Regions from separate parts of the Homo sapiens genome. Here region 2 is linked to region 1. The links are chromatin loops, found by intact Hi-C in ENCODE. Cell type or tissue: GM12878. All regions are shown on one strand. Region 1 holds the start of IL12A (interleukin 12A). Region 2 has its middle 85 kb from the start of IL12A.

Region 1 (8,000 bases):
GTGATCCTCCCACCTCAGCCTACTTGGTAGGTGGGAGTACAGGCATGTGCCACCATGCCTGACTAATTTTTGTATTTTTTGTGGAGATGGGGAATCCCTATGTTGCCCAGGCTGGTCTCAAACTCCTGGGTTCAAGCAATCCACTTTCCTTGGCTTCCCAAAGTGCTTGGATTACAGGCATGAGCCACTGTGCCCAGCCCCAAAGGGTTTTAATTGTCTACTTATACATTATAGAGAGAGATCTTACTCTGTTTTCCTGTTTTTACTCAGTATTATATTTTTAATACATATCCATGTTACTGCATGTACATCTAGTCTATTACTTCTAACTGCCGTAGAATACTCCATGAAGTGGATCCCTACATTCCACTCACCCACTCCCCCAGTAATGAGCAGCTACATTGCCTCCAGTTCCCCATCACTACAAACAATGACTTAATGAACATCCTCATACATGTTCCTTTGTGGACCTGTATGAGAATCTCCATAGGATATACACCCAGGGTTAACAGCTGGGTCATGGGTGTGAATATACTTAATCTGGTCAAGGAATGCCAGAATACCCTTCAAAACAGCCATGTCAGCCTACTGGCATGGTGTGATATAATAGATCCTGTAGTCCCCCATTTTCCCAACACTTACCAGTATCCAGTGTTCTCAACTTGTCAGTCTAAGAGGTGTAAAGAGATATCTCATTCTTTTTTTCATTTGCATTTTCTGATATAACTGAGCCTCCAGGTATGCTCATTAGTCTTTGGGGTTTCTTCTCGTTAAATTGCTTATTCATGAGCTTTACGCATTTTTTACTAGTGTTTCTGTCTTTTTCTTGCTGACTTACAAGAGTTCCTTGTTTTTAGACATTGAAAATATTGGTTTTAGACACTGAAAAATATCTTCTCTCAATCTGTCAGCTGTCTGTTCATTTGGTTCATGCATAGAGGAAATGTGTAAAACAGAAATCTTCATTTTTATGTAATCCAATTGATAGGTATTTTGCCTTATGGTTTGGAGCTTTAGAAGTTTTAAAAAAGTCCTTCCCACTTATAAGTGACAAAGACAGTCCTCTATATTTTCTTCTACTACTGTAACAATTTTACTTTTCACATTTGGTCTTTAATTCACTTCCAAATGGATTCACCTCTGTTGTTTTAGATTGGAGTCCAGTTTTATTTTTCATCATACGCTGAACATTTTCTCTTTTTAAAAAAATTTTTTGTAGGGAGTTTTTGCTCAGACTGGCCTTGAACTACTGACCTCAAGCAATTCTCCTGCCTTGACCTCCCAAAGTGCTGGGATTACAGGTGTGAGCCATTATGCCCAGCCCATTGAGTATTTTCTACTAAATATTGCATGTTTTCCTCATTGATCAGGGAATCATCTGTATTATCTTATACTTAATACCCAAATATACAAATCTATCTATAATTTCTCTACTCTGTTTCAATGGTCCATATGCCTGATCTGTTGCAAAGATCACTACTTTAATTTCTATGGCTTTAAATTATGTCCATATGTGATAGGGTTAGTCCCCCTTTTCATTATTCCCTTAGCATTTTTACTTAAGGCCAGGAACAGCAGCTCACGCCTGTAATCCCAGCACTTTGGGAGGCCAAGGTGGGTGGATCACTTGAGCCCAGGAGTTTGAGACCAGCCTAGGCAACAAAACTAGACTCCGTCTCTACAAAATACAAAAATAAAAATTAGCTGGACATGATGGTGTTGCCTGTGGTCCAAGCTACTCAGGAGGCTGAAGTGGGAGGATCACTTTAGCCCAGGAGGTCAAGGCTGCAGTGAGCTGTGACTGTGCCACCACTACACTCCAGCCTGGGTGATACAGTAAAACCATGTCTCAAAAAAAATTTTTTTAACTTAGTCATAGATTTTATTACATCTGTATTTTAGAGTAGGCTTATTATTAAGTTTCTGAGAAAATTTATTTGTAGCTTGTATTGGAATTACATTGAGCATGTGAATTAACGAAAAGAGGCTTAAGCTTTCTATATAGAGAAACCTTCCACCCAAGGGTATAGAATTATTTAATTAAATCACACTATATTCTTGACTGAACTTTAAAATTTTTCTCCAAACACTATTCTGTAGTTATCCAAGCTCATGTAATAATCATAATAACTCTATACTGTAGGTACTTTTATTATCATCATTTAACAGATGAGGAAACTGAGCCCAGAGAGATAAATAACTCACCTAAGAACACACAGCAAGTAAGTAGCAGAACCTGGATTAACATAGTTTAGTCCATACTCTTAGCCATTATACTGCCTCTGTATCTACAGTCAGTTACTTTATAGTTTGGCTGCTTCTATGCATGTCATCTTGTTTTTATTACATTTTCTGATGGATTGTTGCAGATACAAAGAAAATCGGCTGATTTTTTTTAAGTTGATATGTGTATTGCATGATGTTGTTAAATTCTCTTCTTAGTTCTAATAGTCTATTAATTTTTTTTCTTTTTGTATATCAACTGTAAAAAGTGACAGTTTTACCTTTTCTTTTCCAATGTTTAAAGCTCTCATTTCTTTTTCTTTCCTTATAGCATTGGCCGAGACCTCCACGACAATGCTACACACTGTGAAGTAGTGATTGTGAGCTAAGACTGTCACTTATAGAAAAATCATGTATTCCTAGAAGAAGGTTTTCATTTCATCTTAGCTAGAGGACATGGAGCACTTCAGGAAACTATTTCACAAAAATGTAAATTAGAAACTGTGTCTGGTAGCCAATAATCCATTTTTAACAGTGGCCCTGTGCTCATCTAAGCAACAGAAATTACTTTTGTATAGGAGATGGCCCTTCCAGGGGAGAAACAGCTCAGTTGTGATACACTTGTCTTCATCCTGACTTTAAGTACATTTAACTCCACACTAAACCCTTGTGGCCACAACACAGCTCTGCACCTGTCATTTGCTCTAGACAAACTGCTAAACGCAATTGTTTCTGACAATGGATTACTCTGTATCCCGTGGGGGAATTCTCAGACAGCAGCATTAGAAGGGGCCTTAGAGATCAACCATTTCTCTTATTTTACACACACCTAAAACTCCCTACAGCCGTGCTTCATCAGCTTCGAGCAGATGAGCCACCCAGAAGGCAGCTCCAGTTATTAGGTCCTAGGGCCTGGGTGTAGTCAGGCCCTTTGGAAGCTCCAAGTCAGAGATCAAACACATCCTCCCCACTACCCACGCCTAGGGTGACTAATGCCTGTGGGAAAAACAACTGAACTAAAAAGTCCCACAGGAACCTCAAACCCAGCACATCCAAAATGGAACTTCTCACCATCTCCTCCAAACTCAGTCCTCTTATACAGTAATCCCTGTAAAGCTAGAACAATCTCCATTCCCCATTCTCAGGGCCTTCCTCTCCCGCTCACCTGAGGAGCTACCAAGCCTTGGCCCACAAGCCCTCTGAGAGTCCCTCCTGCCCACCCTGTGTTCTCCATACTGAATAAGGACTTGGCCACACCTTGTCAACTCTTCCCTCTGCTCTACTCCTGACCCCTGGATCCATCCTTCATGCTGTGGCTGAAGGGATCCCCCCATCATGCAAATTCTGCCACATCTCCCGCCTAAAACCCAGGAAGACTCCCCACTACTCTCAGCACAGAAAGTACACTCCTTAGTATGGCATCCCCTGCCCTCATGGCATGGCCCCATCCAGCCCTCCAGCCTCACACCCTGCAAGGACACCTAGACCCCCACCTCCCTCAACCCTTCATGACTGCGCTTCTGATCCCTGTTTCCCCTGGCTAGACCCTGCGTGCCCTCCCGCTGGAAGCGGTCTAATGCCTGCTTGTTTTTAACACTCAGGTTGGGGCCCCTGCCTGCTCCCGGGAGCCTTTGCTGACTCCTGGACCCCGTTGCTCCGGCTGAGCGTGGGCTCTTTCTCTAGGTCTTTCCTCCCAGGACTCTGTGTATTCATCCTATCGTTAAACTGGATTCTCTACAAGAGTAATAATTGCAGAGTCAGCCAGCTCTCATCCCTTTTCAGGTTTCAGAAAAGACCTGTGAACAAAACGCCTTGAGTCTGATTTAGTGTGGCAATGCCCCAAGGGTCCTGTTCTCCCTGGGTGTCCTGCACCTGGTGCAACGTCGGCCTGGCATCTAGTGAGCCATCTAAAGGAACGATGATGAGTGAATGATTTGCCTACCCCTTCCAGTACTAGGCTGGAGGTCGTGGTTAGGGCCCATCCCTACGCAGGACATGCAAAGTGGGAGGCACTCCTCTCTCTACGTCGGCAGGGGGCGCTGCACAGCTGCGGGGCGGGGTAGCTTAGACACGGGGCGTCCGGCTAAGGCCGGGGACCCAGGGTGGTGGGCGGGGTGTCCCGCCCGCCTGTGGACCCCGCGCAGTAACTGCGAACATTTCGCTTTCATTTTGGGCCGAGCTGGAGGCGGCGGGGCCGTCCCGGAACGGCTGCGGCCGGGCACCCCGGGAGTTAATCCGAAAGCGCCGCAAGCCCCGCGGGCCGGCCGCACCGCACGTGTCACCGAGAAGCTGATGTAGAGAGAGACACAGAAGGAGACAGAAAGCAAGAGACCAGAGTCCCGGGAAAGTCCTGCCGCGCCTCGGGACAATTATAAAAATGTGGCCCCCTGGGTCAGCCTCCCAGCCACCGCCCTCACCTGCCGCGGCCACAGGTCTGCATCCAGCGGCTCGCCCTGTGTCCCTGCAGTGCCGGCTCAGCATGTGTCCAGCGCGCAGTGAGTACTCAGCCCGCCAGGTCTTTGGCTCGCTCGGGTGCGGAGGGGCGGCTGCTTGGGAAGAGTGGGTAGAAACTCAAGTCTGCCTAAGGAGAGACTGGAACAGCAGCAGCCGTCTCCTGCAAAGAGGAATAAGAATAGGGGTCTCACCGTGTGCTAAATAGGGCATGTCTCTTTTCATCTCGAAACAGCCTGATGAGCTATCATTATGCCCACTTCGTAGAGGAGAAACTGAGGCCCAGCGTGGGAGATTTCCTGCTTTCCTGCCTAGGGTCCCTCAGCTACAAACAGAAGGCAGATCCTAGCCAGTTCTAAAGTCAGGCTTGGCCGGGTGCAATGGCTCACGCCTGTAATCCCAGCACTTTGGGAGGCCAAGGCGGACAGATCTCCTGAGGTCAGGAGTTCAAGACCAGCCTGACCAACATGGTGAAACCCCGTCTCTACTAACAAATACACAAATTAGCCGAGTGTGGTGGTGGGTGCCTGTAATCCCATCTACTCGGGAGTCTAAGGCAGGGAAAATTGCTTGAACTCGGAGGTGGAGGTTGCAGTGAGCCAAAATCGTGCCACTGCACTCCAGTCTGGGCCACAGAGTGAGACTCCGTCTTAAAAAAACAAAAAAAGTCAGGCTTTCTCACTCCACTGTTTTTAAAACACTGGGTCCCAAGTCTGACTCAGCCACTTCACCACCTGGTCTGGGTTTCCCTGATCAAAAACATGTAGGCTTTCTCTGGGTGAGTGTTGGGTTCAACACCCTTGTCCAAGCTCATCTCTAGACCCTCACAGGGAGCTGGCTTCTAGCCCTAGAATAGAGTGGCGCTTTGTAATAACTCGAGTCATCTCTCAGGTGTTGAAGGAAAAGTGTTGGAAATGGGTTGAGGGAGGTGGGTGCCAAGCATGAATGGATGGGTGAAGGTGGCCAGAATGGAGGGAAGGTGGTGCAGGCAGGCCATCCAGGCTGAAGCTCCTCCACCTGCTCCTCTTCCTTCCAGGCCTCCTCCTTGTGGCTACCCTGGTCCTCCTGGACCACCTCAGTTTGGCCAGAAACCTCCCCGTGGCCACTCCAGACCCAGGAATGTTCCCATGCCTTCACCACTCCCAAAACCTGCTGAGGGCCGTCAGCAACATGCTCCAGAAGGTGAGCCTTTCCTGTCCTCTCCACTGTGGACCTGCACCCTCCCTGAGGAAGGGGCCTCTGATCCTCCCCTCTGGTACCTGATGGAACTGCAGAGAAATTGTGGAAGTTCATTAGCAGCTGTCAACAGCAGGAGAGGGAACTTTACAAATGGCCCAAGTGTTAAAGAGTCCTAGTGAAATTGTGTCTCCAGAGAAAGCAAGAGTAGTAATAAATTATAATGATGTTGGTTTTGGCTATGTCTACACTGAGTAAAGTGGATATTTGCAGTGTTCCTGTAGCCTGCCAACAGAGATAGAATTGTGTCAGGTCCACATGGTTTCTCTGGCACCACACCACTGATCAATCCCGGAAATAGTTACTTGGGTGCATACTCTGTGTTGGGGGGCAGGGGTACAAAGATGAAATAGCCTTGTCCCTCCTGCTGCCCACCAGCTTCTACTTGGTGACACAGTTCCTTCTTGGAGCAACACATCTCAGGGAGGACTATGACAGTGCACATGCAGCCTTCATTTTCTAGGGAAGAGTTACCTAATTTTATTTACAGCTTCGTTCTTTTAGGTTTCATATTTTAATGTAAAAAACATTGCCGTTAAAAACTGCTCCAGTAGCTACTGCTGCAAAGGCTAAAGGCTAATGTTTTAAAAGATGTCCTCTGCCTTTCTGCTCTCTAGGAATTTTTTCTTGAGTATTTTCTAGCTTGTTGCCTTAGGAATATCTTAAAATAAGCTCAATGCCACCAAGCCTTCTTAAAGGGCTCCTTTCCCCTTTCAATCTTTCATAATGTGCTGTGCATTGCTCCTCACAATTCAATTAATCTTAATTGGACAGGGGGCTCAAGTGAAAACTGCTTTGTTTCCCGAAGAAAGGTTCAAAATGGGTAACTTTTAGGTGCTCCAATTCATATAGATTTTTTTGTGCAAAAGCTGACACCCCTACTCCCAGATATAGTCCTAAGGGTCAAAAGATTATAGAAATCAATTTAATGTTTTGTACATCATTTGTCAAATTTGCTGTAGTAGAAAACAAATGAGGTAGATGCAAGTGATTCACCGGCCATATCCAGGGCACAGGTTTGTAGAATTTGGGCTATATGTTTATTTTTTAGTTTGATGCCATTCAAAAACCAAACATTTCAATTAAGATTTCAAAATTCTAGCTTCTCTTGAAAAGATCTGAAGAACAACACTGGACTCACACCTCCAAATCTAACTCTTTATAACCTGCTCAGAATAGTGGGGTTGCCCAGGTCTGTTTAAACACCTCCGGGAATAGTGTATTCATTTCCTACTGCTGCTGTCACAAATGTAGTGGGTTTAAATGACACAAATTTATTATCTTACAGCTCTGGGCATCAGAAGTCCAAAATGGGTCCTACTGGGCTAAAGTCAATGTGTCAGCAGAGCTGTAGCCCTTTCTGGAGGCTCTTGGGGAGAATCTGTTGCCTTGCTTTGTCAGGTCTAGAGGCTGCCCACATTCCTTGACTTGTGGCCCCTTCCATTGTCCATACCAGCAATGTCTGGTTGAGTCTTTCTCATGCTGCTCCCTCTGGACTGACCTTCTACCCGCTTCTACTTTTGAGGACACTGCTTACACTGGATTCACCCAGATAATCCAGGATCATCTCTCTACTCTTAGATCAGCTGATTAGCAAATTGAATGTCATCTGCACCTTCATTCCTCTTTGGCAGGTCACATAGCTCATTACCGGGTTCCAGGGATTGGGAGGTGGATGTCTTTGGAGGTGGAGAATTGGTCTAGCTACCACAGAAAGGGATTTTACTACTTGTGCCCAAACGTATTCTGAATTTTCAGGCCTTGCTTCTTGGCTCATGCTGTTACCTCTGTCTGAAATTTCCCTCCTCCATTGTCGACACTTTACTCCTCTTAATGTGGGTGTCCCAACTCTAGGAAGCTTTGCTTCCCTTCCTGCCCCTCCTCAGAAGCTTCATGCCCTTCTCACCATGTCTCACCTACTGATGCCTCCTGGTCATTTGGGCAATTGTCTGTCTCAGCAGCTAAACTTGCAATCCAGGAGGGTATACATGGTCCTCTTCTCTGTCATGTTCTTAGTACCTAATGGAGTGCCTGCCACCCATTAGGCTGTTGAATGGAAAAATGATCGTAATCTTCAATCATACAGTCCT
Region 2 (8,000 bases), 85 kb before region 1:
GCTTACTCCATCTTCCCACAGATTTGACCCTGAGCAAGTTCCTAAAGCTGTCTGTGTCTTATCTCATCACCTGTAAATACCATCTCCTCAGATTATTCTAAAGACTGAATAATGTTTATAAAGGCACCTGACACCCAGGAAACACTGAATAAATAAATGTTGAATAAAAAGTAAATTATCAGAGCTCAGGTGGTGGGAAAATTCTGAATTTACCAGTTTCTGAGATTTAAGGCATCCTTGTAGTTTTGTTCCCTGTTTATTAATTATTAATTTACAAAACAGTGATGCTTAAGTAAAAAGTTAATAATTGCAAGTCCCACTCCCTCCTCCAAATAAGTGCTAAAACTTGGAATGCATTCTAACACATCTCTCTATGCTTACACAGATACACATGCATGGGGTTTTATATTTCCATTTGTCTATACAAAGGTAGGATCTCTGTAGCTTACTTTATCCATAGACATCCTTCCAGGTCAGGACGTACAGATCAAAGTCATTCTTTTCTTTTCTTTTTTTTTTGAGACAGAGTCTCTCTCTCTCGCCTAGGCTGGAGTGCAGTGGCACAATCTCAGCTCAGTGCAACCTCCGCCTCCCAGGTTCAAGCGATTCTCCTGCCTCAGCCTCCCTAGTAGCTGGAATTACAGGTGTGTGCCACCACACCCGGCTAATTTTTGTATTTTTAGTAGAGACAGGGTTTTGCCATGTTGGCCAGGCTGGTCTTGAACTCCTGACCTTAGGTAATCTGCCCACCTCGGCTTCCCAAAGTGCTGAGATTACAGGCGTGAGCCACCGCGACCCGCCCAGTCATTCTTTTTAATAGCTTTGTAGTAATCCCCAGTGTTGGTGGAACATACCTTATTCAGCCATTCCCTTTAATGATGGACATTAAGAATCTTTTCAGATTTCTGCCACCAGAAACAGTGATCCAGTAATTATGCTTGTACTTAACATCTATTTATACCTTTTATTCTGTGATTACCTCACTTTTTCTTTAACCATTCCTTGGTACTGCTTAAATACTTCAGAGTACAGAGAGCTAATTAAGGTAGGTAGGAAGACCAGGAGGGGCCATTGCAGAGAAGTTTGATTCCTTGCAATGAAATCGGAGGACCACACCAACACATTTTCATCTTCAACTAGAGCCTCTCTCTCTCTCTCTCTCTCTCACACACACACACACACACACACACACACACACACTCTTTGAGCCTCCAAAAACTCCCCTCTGCCTCCGGAGTACAGATTTTTCTCTATTTCCTCTTTGAGGGTAGAGGCAAACTTCAGCCACCCTTGTAACTGTAGCCCCAAGCACAGAACCAAGCGGACAGTCCTCCCTTGAAGATTGGCCCAATGAGAAGCTCTAATCATTAGGACTCTGCCTTTTGACGCCTCTGTTAACTGGTGTCACTCTACTCTTCTGATGTATAATGCCTCTCCTCTTAGCTGAGGGATGAGCCCCTGGGACTGACTTTCCTTCAGATTTAATCTCACTGTTCTCAGGTTTAATCCCCCACGACTGGTCGATTTTTTTTTAAATCCCTCAGTTACCCACAAATCTAAGATCTGAAAAATTTCCTTCCACAGAATTTGTCATCTCTAATAAACAGCCCTTTTAGCCACCAATCTGCTAAAACTCATGCCTCTCCACCATGTTTATAGTTTTGAAATTGTTATTGGGAAATGGCTAGAGAGAGACATTCCCAGCCCCCTGCCCCTTGGCCTAGATGTGATCCCATGACACATTTTTACCAATGGAATGTCAGTGGATGTGAAGTGCCTTAATTCTAGCCAAGGCTTGAAAGAAAGGGTTTGCCCTCTCCATTCTCTTTCTCCTTGTACCAGCTACAATCACAAGAACCTAGAGGGATGCAGAGCCACCAGATGGAAAAAGTCTGGGTCCCTGACTCACTGCATGGAGAGAGTTACCTGCCATCCAGTAGGATTCACCTCAAACTGGAAAAAAAAAGATGATTAAAATAAACTATGATTACATTTGTGCCTTTATACTGCATTGAATCTGTTACAACAGCTAACATTACACTAACTAATGCAAGTCCTTAACAAGGACAGCCATAATCTTTTAAGAAAGAGCTGAAACACAGACCCAGTTAGACAAACCCTGTGTTCTTAACCACCATGCCACACTGCTTCTTTTCTATAGAAAATCATCTCTAGGTCAGAGATTGACCCTTTTATCAGTTAATGGACCTCTTCAGTTTAGTTTAAATCTTTTCCTCTGCTCTGTCTTTTCCTTTAGCCATTAGGACAGAAATCAGAAGTTGATCAAAATGAGATTTGTCATGAACAAACAATTCATGCCAGAAACAAGAATATGGAATTTATGATGATGCCAGAAACACAAATATTGTTAAGTGACAACAAGAACCTATTTGGTGTCTAGCTGGAAAAGTCTTAGTTTCTATGATCTTTAAGACCACACTTTGATTACTGCCACACCAGCTGAATTCTGATGCTTACAAAATACAATATACAATTACCATTTGCACTGGTCTTCATTTATTTTTTCTAAATAGGATGTGACACATTCATTATGAGATAGGTTGATGGGTAATGAGTTTTTCAGGATATTTTAATTGAGGCTTATAGTCAGTTGTCAGTATAAATTAACATTATATTAAATAATTCATGAATTAATGTTCTGGCTGTGCAAAATGAAAATGTCCTTTTAATTTCTGAGTGAGTATCCTAAAGCCATTTCATTTGGTAGCTTTGGAAAGAAATGATTCACCAAGACTAATTGGTCATAAGAAATTCTTTTTTGTAGCAAACTTCTTTTTGTACATTTCTCTGTTCTAGAACAATGTTCTGCCTATGGTTGTAACACAGTCCTTGTTTTAAAAACGACTGAATCCACTTCCCTGCACCACAGTACAAGAGTACAAGGTAGTAAAGTGATACTTATGGGGAAAGTGATTTTATTTTCACCCTCCAGACTAGGCATTCAAACTTTCTTGTTTATTATTTACTACCAAATTCTCTTTTCTTTTATATTCAATCAATACCTTATTTGCTTTTTTGGCTTTTCAGAAAATAGTGGTGTGTATTCTGACTGTGGTAAAGCATAGGCAAAGCTGGAAGTGAGTGCTTTAATTTTCTGCCTCATAAAGTTACTTCCTTCCAGATGTGTGTTAGTTCGCAGTAGAAATTACAGTCTGTAATGACGTGTCATCTCACCTTGTGCAGGAGTTTTTTAGGTCACATAACATCCCCATGTATTAGGGCATGTGAAAGTCAGCCAGGAATCCATACTTCACCTTGAGAGCAATTTCGAGGTGAGGGTTCAAGGTGAAAATGATGTTGACCTTTACAGGCACTGGGGAGAAAGGGCTTCACTATTTATCAGAAAGCATCCACTTCCTCCTTCCATCAAAGTGAAGGACTCTTGTCCCTGCTGCTCAAGAAGGCTGACTTGAGAATGTGTCATTGTCTCTGATGCAAATCAGATTGAGAATAGAACACCAGTCGGGTGCTCTAAGTAATTTTTTAAGGGAAGTAATGAATGCTTCAGGAAGAATAATTAGGTGTGGGGATGTTTGTATGGGAGTAATAAATCTATCTCCCTGCAGTTCTGGCTAAACTAAGAGTGGGAGTAAGACAGACATGGGGCTTTTTGGAGTTTGCAAACCAGTCTCACCACACTGCAAGTGAGAGCGCTGGGCCTTCAGGGCGACAGCATAAGAGCAGGAGAGGAAACCTGGCTGAACATGAGGACTGAGGAATGGGAGAGCTGCTCAGTGAGAGGCCAGGGGGACCTGGGACAGCATCTGCAGAACTTGGCAGCGCCACTGCAGCCCTTGCCACGGCCAACACCTCTAAATGCATTTTGGTGCCTTGAACCCATTAGCCAAAAAAGTGCCTGGTGGGTTTTGCTTCCATGAGAGTAAAAACTAGAGCCACTGACAGGCCCGTCTGTCACCAATCTTCAGTTTCCTGTGAGGACATTCTTCAGGCACTACAGTGGGACCCAGTGAAGCTCAGAGCCAGGCCCACCCCATGTGTGCTAAGGCTTACAGGGCATTTGTCAGCGGCAGCTTTGAAGGGGCTAAATACCTGAGGTTTAATGAATTAGGGGGCAATATGTGAATATATAAAAACTTTTTTTTTTTTTTAGATACAGTGTCTTGCTCTGTCGCCTAGGCTGGAATGCAGTGGCATGATCACAGCTCACTGCAGCTTTGAACTCCTGGGCTTAAGTGATTCTCTTGCCTCAGCCTCCCAGGTAGCCAGGACTATAGGCACATGCCACTATGCTTGGCTAAGTTTTTTTCTTAATTTTTTGTAGAGATGAGGTCTCACTTTGTAGCTGAGGCTGGTATCCAGGCTTAAAGCAATCCTCCTGCCTCAACCTCCCAAAGTGCTGGGATTATAGGCATGAGCTGCTGAGCCTGAACTACAAACTTCTTTTTAGGTTCCCTTACTTCCCAAGCTGATCTGGGGGGCTACCTTCCCACAAACACGTAAGCAAGAATAATGCAAAAAGTGTAAATAAATGAATGTGGTTTGGAGAGAAGGGGCACAGTCAACAATAAACAATAAAACACGAAAGTTTTGAATTATACTTTTTTGGCCACCTTTGAAATGTGTTGTTCATTTGCTCCTTACAAGAAAGAGTCCTAGCTAATTCATCTTGGTTTTGAATCTAAATTGTATTTCCGGTCTCCTCTGTCTCATTCTTATTTCCTTCTTATTTATTTATTTTTATTTTTAATTATTACAAGTACATAATAGTTGTATATCTTTATGAGATATATGTAATGATTTTATATGGCATTTAATATGTAATGATCAAACCAGGGTAATTGGGATATCCATCACTTCAAGCATTTATCATTTCTTTGTGTTAGAAGCATTCCAGCTCCACTCTTAATTATTTTAAAATAAACAATAGATTATTGTTAACTGTAGTCACCCTATTGTGCTACTGCATACTAGATCTTATTCATTCTAACTATATTTTTGTCTCCATTAGCCATCCTCACTTTGTCCCCCACTCCCCACTACCTTTCCCAGCCTCTTGTAACCTCATTCTACTCTATCTCCATGAATTCAACTTTTTAAATTTTTAGCTGCCACATATGAGTAAGAACATGCAAAATCTCTCATTTCTTTCAGTTCGGTCCCCTAATTTACATAGACAGACAGTGTGCCAATATTGTATTAATAATGCCCTCTCCAATCCACTGAAAAGTCAAAATGCCTACTTCCTTTTTTTAAAAGTACACACATGTGTGTCACTTCCTAAATTCTGCTCATTGTCAAGAATTCTTGGCTATAAAATCATCAAAGAGTTGTTGTCGAGATAGTTAACTGCTCCTGTAAAACATCCCAATTGCCTTGACTTCACATGATGCTTTTAGAGCATCAGTACTTGCTAGCTGGGGACAAATGCACTCACTCGTCCTTCTGAGAATTCTGAATTTTAAAGAAAGTAGGAAGTTCACATACAAATCACTCTCATTTCAGGTGCTTGCATGGATTTTCCTCTACTACCAATTAATTGGGCAAGCAGCATTTCTTTCACATCACACTAGAAAATGAAAGCCAAATCTTAAGTAGCCAAAGCTACTTAAAATTTCTGAAACAAGTGGTCATGGTCATTCTTTACTCAAAGTTACCCCAGGCTCCTTGGCTCAAGACAAAAGCATTTTCATGGGAATTCCTTTGGCGTCAGTTTCCAGGCCAGTCATGCAAGCCATCCATACATATGGACCTTACACGCCACTGCAAATGGAGCTGCTAGGTTTTCAGGAAGTCAGTGGCTTTACCTTCCAGGTTCTGAAGCCAAGAGCAGGAGGAGAGTGAATGTGAGCACTCCTTCCTCAAAGATGACTGAAAGAGAATGGAAGAAATATTTGAGAAAACTACTGTCAGAAGCAGCTGGGAAGAGGAAAAGAAATCACTGTGTACTAATATGGAAGCTGAAAAGTGTAGAGAGGGAAAGGGCTAGACAGACCCTGGTCATGCACATCTTTCCATGGGTCACAAATATAAATGCATATAGGGACCAGACTGATAATACAAACAAATAACTGAAGCAAGCTGGATGCAAGACTATAAGGAGTGATGAGGAGCAAATGCCCTGACTAAAAGGGATTCACTGCTAAGTAAATACTGACAACTTATCTGGCCTGGGCTGACCTGGCTTTTCTAAGATTTCAAAATATCTGGATTTATTATACAAAATACACTACTTCTATTAACCAATGTTTTATCTATATGACATTGGTCACCACTGAAAATCCTTTTAAGAAAGAGCCCCACAAAACTCATTATTATATTTACTGACAGACTGATATTTACCACATTACACAACGGCAACTTTATGAGCACCGAGGGAGATATTCCTTTCAGATGTCAATACCAATAATAGTCAAGTGTCTCTGATTATCATTGTAAATTATTTGACTGATCATGTCATTATCCTGCTTGCGCTGGCTTCCAGGAAGCAAGGAAGTAAATTTGCAGCTCACCTATGAAAAGTTGGATGAGAGCTTTGGATAATGTGACTCTTACTTTGCTGTACCAACTCTCTAAGTTGCCTCAAATTCTTTTGGGGAACCAGGAAAGGTATCATAAGTAAATAAATCCATCTATCTATTTGTAAATTTTTTCTTATTTATTTTTATTTATAAATGTATCTATACATTTATTTAGCCCTCTCTGTCTACCAACACCTGGAATCTTCTCCCAGGGAAGCATCCAGGGAACTGCCAAAGGCAATAATCTATTTGTTTTGGAAGATCAAGTGAATAAAAACCAAGTCCTGATTTCAATTATACGTCCCCAAACATCTTTTGTTTGTCTATATTTTCACTATCATATTGCAGTTAAGTTCTGCTCTCATGGTCAGTGTTAACTACAGTTTTTATGTTGCCAATGCGTGTTCTCATTCTTCTTGTTTTCTCGGGGATCTCTTCCTTAGCTCCCATGTGGTTACACTGGGACTGTCATCAGACTTGGCGACCTGTCCCCTTTATCACAGGTATGAACCAGGCAGTTAATCAGAACATGAATTCCACCACACTCCACTAATAATTGGTTCATTAATGGGCATGTAACCCCAGCAAGGCCAATCAGAAGCTTCTCTGGAATTGGTTTGTGGATACTGGGATTGCTAAAATGAGAAAATAAGAGCTTGGCAGTCATCTCTTTCCACTATAGGAGAGAGAGTTCGCAACAGAAGCCAAGGACCGCAGCAGAGCTGAGAGATGCTGCAGGAGAAGGAAAGAGCCCTGATGATACCCTGTGAGTTCTTGAATTTCCTCTGAAGCCAGTTTCTCCCTTGAATATTTTTGTTATAATAATCATCAATAATACTCCATTTTGCTTGAATTAGTTTACATAGACTTTCTGTCAGGACTGAAAGCATCCTGACTGTACTGTTGTCTCTAATCTTATAGTCCTATCCCATCATCTCAATCCATCCTCCACATAGCTGCCAAAGTGATCTTGTAATGTTTCTAGCAGACGTCTGATCTTGACGTGGCCCTGCCCAATTTCCTAAAAGCCTGTCTCCCACAGAATAAAATACAAATGCTTCGTATGATATTCAAGGCTTGTTGTGTTCTGTCTTCCCTCCCTGTACAACCTATCTTTAGGCACTCTCCTTTTCATTCTTTGAGCAGGAGAAATTTGAGCTCCTTGTTGATCCTAAGCTCTCCTTGGCCTCCAGGACTTTTCCTATGACATTCTTTGTTCCTAAGATGACCTCGTCTACTTTGAGCTCAAATGCCATCTCCTCTGGAAAGCCTTCCTTTGCTTTCTTAGACTTTTATTCCTCTCTGCTTCCACTGTGCCCTCCTTTCAGAAAGTGTGTAGTATTGTCATTGTTTTTGCCTTTCTACAACCAGACTATAAACCCCCTGAGGGCAGGGAAGGTCATTTATCTGTGTTTCTTCATGCCCAGCCCAGAAAATGGTACTTAATAGGACCTAAATAAACACTCACAAACATGTTGAAGTGGTGAATAAATAAGTGTT

Evidence for each region. Peaks named below come from ENCODE experiments on the same cell type or tissue, not always from the same donor. Only the 100,000 strongest peaks of a DNase experiment are listed, where the experiment ranks them.
Region 2: a loop joins it to region 1, with 2.3 times the contacts of the local background. A loop is called at or near these places in 11 of 110 quality-filtered maps.

What each region holds. Positions count from the first base shown.
Region 1 is chr3:159,984,457-159,992,456 of GRCh38, forward strand. IL12A (interleukin 12A) reads left to right here and starts at 4,379. Exons shown (of 7, transcript NM_001397992.1): 1 at 4,379-4,718; 2 at 5,711-5,856. The coding sequence starts at 4,703. It overlaps IL12A-AS1 (IL12A antisense RNA 1), which reads right to left. Exons shown (of 10, transcript NR_108088.1): 9 at 4,641-4,837. RefSeq lists enhancers at 2,038-3,237, 4,089-4,589, 4,590-5,090, 4,590-4,639 and silencers at 4,150-4,349, 4,420-4,469. In GM12878, CTCF peaks have their summits at 2,916 and 4,249 (motif pointing right); a DNase peak (open chromatin) is centred at 4,265; H3K4me3 peaks cover 2,902 bases; H3K27ac peaks cover 2,006 bases.
Region 2 is chr3:159,899,437-159,907,436 of GRCh38, forward strand. No RefSeq gene overlaps it. Among named protein-coding and RNA genes, the nearest start is that of IL12A, 85 kb to the right of the region's middle. In GM12878, no CTCF peak of the experiment used is centred here; a DNase peak (open chromatin) is centred at 3,284; H3K27ac peaks cover 1,095 bases.